2 separate regions of the Homo sapiens genome follow, and region 2 is linked to region 1. Evidence: chromatin loops called from intact Hi-C (ENCODE). Cell type or tissue: endothelial cell of umbilical vein. All regions are shown on one strand. Region 1 overlaps DYNC2H1 (dynein cytoplasmic 2 heavy chain 1). Region 2 overlaps DYNC2H1 (dynein cytoplasmic 2 heavy chain 1).

What was found. Hi-C counts contacts between places; a loop is a spot of excess contacts. Peaks named below come from ENCODE experiments on the same cell type or tissue, not always from the same donor. Only the 100,000 strongest peaks of a DNase experiment are listed, where the experiment ranks them.
Region 2: a loop joins it to region 1, with 2.5 times the contacts of the local background. A loop is called at or near these places in 4 of 110 quality-filtered maps.

The regions. Positions count from the first base shown.
Region 1 is chr11:103,430,953-103,435,952 of GRCh38, forward strand. It overlaps DYNC2H1 (dynein cytoplasmic 2 heavy chain 1), which reads left to right. Exons shown (of 89, transcript NM_001377.3): 85 at 4,991-5,000. Among named protein-coding and RNA genes, the nearest start is that of DYNC2H1, 320 kb to the left of the region's middle. In endothelial cell of umbilical vein, no CTCF peak of the experiment used is centred here; a DNase peak (open chromatin) is centred at 3,119.
Region 2 is chr11:103,336,242-103,341,241 of GRCh38, forward strand. All of the region lies in intron 82 of DYNC2H1 (dynein cytoplasmic 2 heavy chain 1), which reads left to right. Among named protein-coding and RNA genes, the nearest start is that of DYNC2H1, 230 kb to the left of the region's middle. In endothelial cell of umbilical vein, a CTCF peak has its summit at 3,064; no DNase peak of the experiment used is centred here.

The DNA.
Region 1 (5,000 bases):
TTCTATCATAAGCTTTTGTAGACAAGAATTGTGTTATGACTTCCTATCTTCAGCAGTTAACAAATGATTGGCAAATAGCAGCTATTTACTCATACTTGCTGCATAATCACTTAATTGAGATTTGAGAGAGAGTGAGTTAACAAATGAACACCCTGGTTACAGCCGGTTCTGCTTTTGTGACATCTTTCATGAAATGCATGGGATGGTGAAAAGAGGTTACATTTAGGGTTAGACCTGGATTCAACTTCTCTATCATTTAGTTTAAAAAAAAAAAAAAAAAACTAAAAAACTTTAAGATTAAACTTACTGTAAGCCTTAATGTCTCCATGATTATAAATTTAATTCCCAATACCTAATTATCTTACATTGAATCTCAAATGGTTTAATATGTATAAATCATTATAGAAATATTAGATCTATTAAAGACAGTATTGGTGCTGATATGGACTCTAGAGCCAAGTTACCTGGGGGTTTACATCCTGGATCTGCCATTTGCCAGCTCTGTGATTTTTGAACATGCTATTCTCTTTGTGTCTACATTTTCTCTTCTGTAAAATGGAAATTATAATATTAAGTTGGTGCAAAAGTAATTGCAGTTTTGGACCATGAATTTTAAGTTATTATATTAATAACTAGGCTCAAAGACATCTTTATTAATCAAAATAGGAACCATTACAATCAACACATTTTGCCAATAAGAAATACGTTGGTTTATTCCTGTAACATAATCTGTCCTTTGGGATTCGACAAACTCTTGAAAAGCATTTTCTGCATCCTGTTGATTGTGGAAGTGTTTTCCCTGCAAAATGTTGTTGAGATGCTTAAAGAAATGGTAGTCAGCTGGGGAGAGGTCAGGTGAATATGGTGAATGAGGCAAAACTTCGTAGCCCAATTCATTCAACTTTTGAAGTATTGGTTGTTCAACTTGTGGTGGGGCACTGTCGTAGAGAAGAATTGGGCCCTTTCTGTTGACGAATGCTGGCTGCAGGTATTGCAGTTTTTGATGCATCTCAGCTATTTGCTGAGCATACTTCTCAGATGTAATAGTTAAGCCAGGGTTCAGAACGCTGTAGTGGATCAGACCAGCCGCCGAGCACCAAACAGCAACCATGACCTTTTTTTGGTGGAAGTTGGCTTTGGGAGGTGTTTTGAAGCTTCTTCTTGATCCAGCCACTGAGCTCATCATCGCTGGTTGTCATATAAAATCCACTTTTGATTGTATATCACAATCCGACTGACAAATAGTTCATCGTTGTTACGTAGAATAAGAGAAGACAACACTTCAAAACAACGATTTTTGGTTAGCTCATGAGGCATCCTCTTATCAAGCTTTTATCACCTCTCCAATTTGATTCAAATGCTGAATGACTATAGAATGGCCGATGTTGAGTTCTTCTGCAGCTTCTCCTGTAGTTGTAAGAGGATCAGCTTGGATGATTGCTCTCAGCTGGTTGTTGTCAACTTCCGATAACTGGCCACTATGTCCTCATCTTCAAGGATCTCCTTTGCAAAACTTCTTGAACCACCACTGCACTGTATGTTCGTTAGTAGTTCCTAGGCCAAATGTGTTGTTGATGTTGCCAGTTGTCTCCACTGATTTACGACCCATTGTGAACTCAAATAAGAAAATCACTCGAATTTGCTTTTTGCCTAACATCATTTCCATGGTCTAAAATAACCATAAACAGCAAGCAATAAGTCATCAGCAAAAAAAAAATTGAGAAATGCTCATTAAAATGATGTATAACATAACTACATTTATTTAAGAATGTATTTCAATATCAAACAGCAAATTCTAACAATGTAAAAACTGCAGTTACTTTTGCACTTACCTAATAGTACACTTCTGAGGATTATTTTGAGGACTATATGAGGTGGTGTGTATCAAGCACTCACCATAGTTACTAACACATAGTAAGCACCCAATAAATATTAGCTTAAAAAAATTTCCTGCGACTCTTTTTACCTTTGTGCAAATCTAAGACAACTTTCAAGGCATAGCTTAATAGCTACCTCTTTTTTAAAGACTTCCTTGATTGAATTGTTTTTTCCCTCTAAACTCCAATAACATGATATATAATTTATTCATAAAGCACCACAAGGAACTTCAGCTTTGTATCTCCTTTATTGGTTTTTAAATTTCTTTAAATACTATATTTATTTTATTCATCTCATGTATCACTATCATTATCATTTCTATTATGTCACCTATTATGTTTTAATTCTCTACATATTTAACACTATGAAATATTTTTTATATAGGTAAATATTATCTATCTCGCTATAAAATGTAAGCTCCATAATAGCAAGGACCTTATGTTAATAGTATCTGCACATTGTAGATAGTAAATAATTGCTGAATGGATGAATAATGACTTAAACATCTATTGAATTAATGTATTACACTTGGCAATAATATTGGTAACTCTCTTAACCATCTATAGATGAATAATAAATTGCCCTAAGTCTTAGTGGCATAAAACAATAGAAATTTCTTATATCACAGTTTTTGTGGGTCTAGAATCCAAGTGTGGTTTAGCTGAGTATTCTGGCTCAGGGTTTCTCACAAGGCTCAGCTTCCAAGGTTACTCATGGGCTAGCTGTTAGTCAACTGTGAGTGAGAGGAGTGTCAAATAATTTAAGAGTCATGTTTAAAAACTGCCACAGTCTGCCCTCTAGGCAGAAATTATTTACATTTCCTCACATGCAAAATACAACCGTCTCCTCCCAGACTCCTCCACATGTTTCATTTCATTACAGGATCAGGCTAAGGCTAAAGGGATAAAATTGTCATTTAAATCAGGGGAAAGTATGGATGAGGCTTTTTGGGTTTGATTCCTCAAAAATAACCGCATAAATATTGTTCCCATCTAAAGACCAGTGAACTACAGTGACAAGTTGCCCGTTCCCTTTAAAACCAATATAAAATGGTAGGACAGGCATAGGGTAACTGCAAAGACATTCCTATTCAAAAAGGGAAGATGGAAAGGCTAACGTCCTTAGCAATTCTGAAATCCAAGGAAGTTCATGTTTCCCGTTCCTTTATTAGAATTTTGTATTGTTTCCTAGGAATGATTAATTGCTCTTGGCTTTACCTTCTGAGCGCTGGATTCTAACCTCTGAATTATCCATACATTTCAATAAGATGTAGCTCATGTTTGCAGCTGAGTGGTTTTTTCGGTCTGTTTCCTGCCCATAGAAGCCCTGGAGCCAAGTTCTCTTTGAATTGCATCCTCTCCTAACCCTGTAATCCTAAACTGATAGTTTACACCAGAACAGTTTTTCTGAAACTGGGAGTTTGCTATGAATCTCATTGAGATTCACTCCATTAGACAAAAACCACAAACAAATCTTTTCAAGATAAGCCTTTCTTTCTATCTTAGGCTTCTTTTGCATCAGCTGTGGGACAACACCCTTAAGATTTATTGAAGCCCTATTGTTTAACAGAGGGTTGTCTGAGATTTTTCCTTCCTTTTTTTTTTTTTTTAAGTCCTCAAAGCTCCATAGGCTTCCTCTAGTATTCTTCTAGAAGTCCTTTTAAGTTTTCACTTACATTCTCCTAAAGATCCCTCCAGCTTCAGCCCATCACCTAGTCTCAAGTCCAATGCCATATGATTGAGGATTTTGTTAAGGCAGCACCCTGCCTCTGGTGTATCAAAATCATTATCGGTTGTCTTGCTGCAGAACAAATCTCACCAAAACTTACTGGCTTAAAATAATGTTTTTTAAAAATCATTTATTTTTAGCTTAAAAGTGTGAAATTTACTAGGGCTTGGTAGAGAAAGCTTGTCTCCTTCACACAGCTCACTCATGGTTAGCAAGTTGGTGCCGGCTGAGAGCTGGGGGTCTCTGTTCATCTCCACATGGGCCTCTCCAAAGACAGTTTGGGCTCCACAGCATGGTAACTGGCTTCTAAGATTAAAAGTCTCGAAAGGCAGGAAATATAAGCAACCAATTTTTTATAGCCTAGACTTGGAAACTGGCATAGTATCACTTTCTCTGTATTGGAAGACAGGAGCACAGACCTCAAGTCTCAAGAGGCAAAGTGTCAAAGGATTTGCAGTTGTGTTTCAAAATCACTACACCTGTTTTAGATCAAAGCACAGTTCTGGCACTTATCTATCACATTCCTAAGAAGGCTTACTTTATTCCTGTAAAGTAAAGGGATTCGATGTTTTCTAAGGTCCTTTCTACTCTAAATTTGGTCATCTTACAATTCCCATTTTCTATACATTGTTGATATATTCTAGCCCATAGCAGCTTCTTAACTATGTAATCAGACAGTGTTTGGGGTATAAAATTGACGTTCTCTCCTTATTACCACACTTCAGAAAAATAATATGTTGAGAAGTTTGTGTGATATTTAGAAAATCCAGAAAACCTTCACCAAAAAGGTATATTATAATGAACATGACCTTACAAGAATACTTGTGAAGAGTCTGCATTAATGGTTAATGCCTTTATTGGAAGGTCAAATATTAGATAACTTTTGTAAGGCAGCTGTTCTTAGAGGGGTTTTATTTATTTTTAATTTCATGTACTCCTTTTTATTTTTTTCTGTTTGTTTCATATGTCTCCATGTGGTTGGGGAATAAAGTTTCCATTATACTGCTCTATTTATAGTTTTAAAAAATTCTGTAGGGACCAAAGCTGGTTGTTTTTTAATCTTTACCACTTATAAAATGAATTTGTCAAATTTAATTTGAGTTTCATTTGCAGTAAATATTGTTTAAGAAAACATGGTTGACTATTTTTTATATGCCAGTTTAAGTTCATCTTGTTATTCTTTCAGGAACTTGTACTTTCCTTCCTTTTAGAGAAACATTAATTCATGCTGTCTCTACTGTTCAATTTAATGAGATCAAACTTAATGAATTTCATATGTATATGTGAATTATGCCAAAATTTTTCTCCATCACACTAGTGTTAGTAGTCTTCTATATGTAGTATCATATACACAAACTTAATTTTGACCCTTTTTAAATTGCAGTGTCCTCTCG
Region 2 (5,000 bases), 95 kb before region 1:
AGAATTGCAGTATCCATCGCCTCAAACATTTGTCACTTTTTTGCATTGAGAACATTCCAAATCTACTTCTCTAGTTATTTTGAAATATACGATAAATTATTATTAACTATAGTTTCCCTGTTGTGCCACCAAACACTAGGTCTTATTACTACTATCTAACTGTATTTTTGTACCCATTAACCAACCCCTTTTTATCCTACCCTCCCTCCCAACCCCTATACACACCCTTCCTATCCTCTGGTAACTGTTATTCTACTCTCCTACCTCCATGAGATCAACTTTTTTAGCTCCCACGTATGAATGAGAACATGCAGTATTTGTCTTTCTGTACCTGGCTTATTTCACTTAATATAATGCCTTCTAGTACTATCCATGTTGTTGCAAGTGACAAGATTTTATTCTTTGTTATGGTGAAATAATATTCCATTGTTTATGTGTACCATATTTTTTCTTTATCCATTCATCTGTTGATGGGCACTTAGGTCAATGCCATATCTTGACTATTGTGAATAGTGCTGTAATAAACACTGGAGTACAGATACCTTTCCAATATACTGATTTCCTTTCTTTTGGGTATATACCCAGCAGTGAGATTGCTGGTAATAAACACAGGAGTGCAGATACCTTTCCAATATACTGATTTCCTTTTTTTTGGATATATACCCAGATTGCTGGACTGTTGGGAACAGGCCCCCAAATCTGGCCCCAAAACTGGTCATAAACAAAATCTCTGCAGCACTGTGACATGTTCGTGATGGCCATGACGCCCACGCTGAAGGTCATGGGTTTACCAGAACGAGGGCAAGGAAAACCTGGCCCACCCAGGGCAGAAAATGGCTTAAAGGCATTCCTGAGCCACAAACAATAGCGTGAGGGATCTATGCCTTAAGGACATGTTTCTGCTGCAGATAACTAGCCAGAGCCTATCCCTTTATTTTGGCCCATCCCATTGTTCCCCTAAGAATACTTTTAGTTAATCTGAAATCTATAGAAACAATGCTTATCACTGGCTTGCTGTCAATAAATATGTGGGTAAATCTCTGTTCGAGGCTCTCAGCTCTGAAGGCTGTGAGACCCCCGATTTCCTACTCCACATGCCATATTTCTGTGTGTGTGTCTTTAATTCCTCTAGCACAGCTGGGTTAGGGTCTCTATGACCAAGCTGGTCTTGGCACTGGACAATATAGTATTTCTATTTTTGGTTTTTTGAGGAACATCCATACTGTTTTCCATAGTAGCTTACTAATTTACCTTCTAACTGTGTATGAATATTCTCCTTTCTCCACATCCTCCGTAGCATCCATTATTTTTTGTCTTTTTGATAAAAGCTATTTTAACTGGGGTGAGATGATTTCTCACTGTGGTTTTGATTTCTATTTCTCTGATGAGTAGTGATGTTGAGGATTGTTTTCTATACCCGTTGGTCATTTGCATGTCTTCTTTTGAGAAATGTCTGTTAAGATCTTTTGCCTGTTTTTTAATCCAATTATTTGTTACTTTGCTATTGAATTGTTTGAATTGCTTATATATTCTTGTCATTAATCTCTTGTCAGTTGAATAGTGTGCATATATTTTCTCCTGTTCTTCAGATTGTCTCTTTGTTGATTGTTTTCTTTGCTGTGCAGAAGCTTTTTAGCTTGACATGATCCCATTTGTCCATTTTTGCTTTGGTTTCTTGTGCTTTTGAAGTCTTATTCAAGAAATCTTTGTCCAGATTAGTGTCCTGAAGCATTTCCCCAATGTTTTCTTCTAGTAGTTTCACAGTTTCAGGTATTATATTTAAGTCTTTAATCCATTTTGATTTTTGTATATGTTGAGAGACAGCTGTCTAGTTTAATTCTTCTGCATAAGGTTATCCAGTTTTCCCAGCACCATTTGTAGACGACACTGTTCTTTCCTCAATGTTTGTTCTTGGCACTTATTGAAGCTGAGTTGGTTGTAAATGTGTGGATTTATAGTCGGGTTCCTTGTTCTCTTTCATTGCTCTATGTGTCTGTTTTTATGCCCCTACCATGGTATTTTGGTTACTATAGGTTTCTAGTATACTTTGGAGTCAGGAAGTATGATTTGCTCTAGTTTTGTTCTTTTTGCTCATGATTGCTTTAGGTATTCTGGATCTTTTGTGGTTCCATATAAATGTTAGGAGTTTTTTTTCTATTTCTGTGAAGAATGTCATTGATATTTTGGTAGGGATTGCACTGAATGTGGGTGATGTGGTCATTTTTACAATAATTAATTCTTTCAAGCCATGAACATAGGATATCTTTCCATGTTTTTGTGTACTCTTCAATTTCTCTGTGTATGTTCATATAGCCTCTTTTCAAGCTCACCAATTCTTCTTCTGCCTGATCAGTTCTGCTGTTGAGACACTGATGTATTTTTCAGTTTGTCAATTGAATTTTTTAGCCAGGAATTCTGTTTCATTTATTTTAAAAATTATATGAATCTCTTTCTTAAAGTTGTCTGATAGAATTCCTTCTCTGTGTTATCTTGAAGTTTGTTGAGCTTCATGAAGACAGCTGTTTTGAATTTCCTGTCTGAGGTCACATGTCTTCATCACTCCAGGATTGGTCACTGGTGCCCTATTTAGTCTGTTTGGTGAGGTCATGTTTTCCTAGTTGTTCTTGATGCTTATGGACATTCATCATTGTCTGGGCATTTAAGTGTTAGATATTTATTTCTGTCTTTGTGTTATGGCCTTGTTTGTACCTGTCCTTCTTGAGTGGACTTTGAAGACTTCAAATATAATTGAGTGTTGTTACCATAGCTGTAGCTACTACAGCCATTTTAGCATTACCAGGTGCCCTAACCCAGGTATGCTGTGACCCCTACAGACCCTTAGATATATAGCCTTGGTGGAGTTGGGCAAGGTAAGACAGAATTCCCTGAGTTCCCAGGCAGAGTCTCTTGCTCTTCCCACTCTTTCCCCCAAGTGGAAGGGGTCTTTATGCTTGGCTGCCTTGAGTTGGGGGAGGGGTGATACCTGCAGTCCTGTGGTCGGCACAGTTGACTGCATTAGAACACCATGAAAGCCTGAGGCCTTCCAGATCAGTGCAGCTTCCACCGGGGGTCACCCAAGGCCCATGGCCACCACCATGTGGCTGCTGCTGATGTTTATTCAAGGCTGGAGGCCACATATCAAGTGGTGAGTTCTGCTGGGAGTCAGTTTATCCCACCAGGGTTGTAGATTCCCTTCTGGCCCTGGGTGGGTCAAGAAACACCATTCAAGAGCAAAGACCTGCAACTGAAGGCTTTAGGATTCTCCTTGTTTTTTGGGTTTTTGGATTTTACTGTGGCTGAGCTTGTATTCATTTGCAAGACAAAGTCTTACGTATTTTTTCCTCTCTTTCCCACAAGTGGAAGGAGTCTCTGCACTGCGTTGCCTGGAGTTGGGGGAGAGGCGATGCATGTACTCTTGTCATCGCTGAAGCCAGTGTCGTGCTGGATTGCATTCCAAGCCCAGTCTCTGATGCCAGTGCAGCACTGGGGCTTGCCCAAGTACTATAGTTGCTGTGGCCCAACTGCCACTCAAATTTATTAGAGGCCCAGGCCACTTTATTCCATAGTTGCTGAAGTAGGCTGAGACTTGGCTTTCTCCTCCTGGCGATGGATGCTTTCCCTCTGCCCCAGGGATGGTCTGTTTGCCCCCTCTGTGAGCACTGGCAGAATTCTGTCCAGTGTTGTGTTCCACTGTGATAGGGCAGCACTGAGTTCCAATGCAGTATCCCACACTCACTTCACTCTTGCTCTTCCAAACACATAGATTCTCAGTGCTATGACGCCTGGGTTTGGGGGAGGAATGTTGTAGGTAATGCAAGGTTACCTAGCTTATCCTTCCTACCCTTTTAAATGCCTCTCCCTTTGTTATTATGTTAAAGTTAGATACTGTGATTGCACACCTGATTTTTTTGTTTTTAAAATAGTGTTTTCTTGTGTTGATAGTTGTTTAATTTGGTGTTCCTGCATGGGGGATGATTGCTGGAGGGTTCTATTTGGTCATCTTGCTTTGCCCTTGTCTAAAGTCAAATCTTAATTACAAACATGTATTTTTTTTTCTTTGCATTCTACAGATAGGGAAGCCTGAATGATAGATAAATATATTAATAAAAGATTTGCAAAATTACGAAAATGTGACATTTTGACATTGAGAAAATCTTGACATTAAAATCAATATTTTAGTTACGTCATCTGCCTATGAAGCCTTATCTTTAGCTTCTATCCTCAGTAATTCTTCACAGCAGTAAACTTTCTTTATTGCTAGACTAAACTATTTATGTGCAAGTAAAATATTGGGTAAAAATAATTAGGTAATTTGGTATTTAATGAAGTTGTTCATTTCTTCAGTATTATTCAAAGGCCTGTCACATTTTATGGTAAATATTGATTAAAAGACTAAGTAGAATTTGTGTTTGTTGCTCATCTTAATACCTTGGTACCTGGATATCTGAAACTCATGGTAGTATATTAAACTCTTGGATTGTGAGGCCGTGTTTTAGTACACCTTTCGTAACTATTGTCTGGCCAGCAGTTTCAAAATGTAATAGCTGCACTGGCCATTGATGCTGGTGGAGGTGAGGTAGTTGCTAGAACAGTTGATTCACTCTGCCAAGAACAAACAAATAATGGCATAAAAAAACAAATTATAGTTGTAAAGAAGTGAATATGACCATATGAATGGTTAAGAAAGCTTATAATAGTTACAAAGGTTAGAGATTTAAAACTCCAAGCAGAATTTGGGCATTAAGTATATAAAATCAATGAGGAACACAAAGCTGTAACATGATTGGTGGAACCTTTTTTTAAAGCCAGAGTGATACAGGCAAAGAAGTGACAAGGCTGTGTACTTGATTATTTTGAAAGCTGCTGTGTCCCATAACTATGCTGTTAAATTTAACTGTAGCACCCAGCTGCTATCTGTATACTTCACTTCTTTATGGAATCGATTCATTCAAAATCTTGGCAGGAGATCCATAAGTGCTAAACTATTCAAATAATTCTCT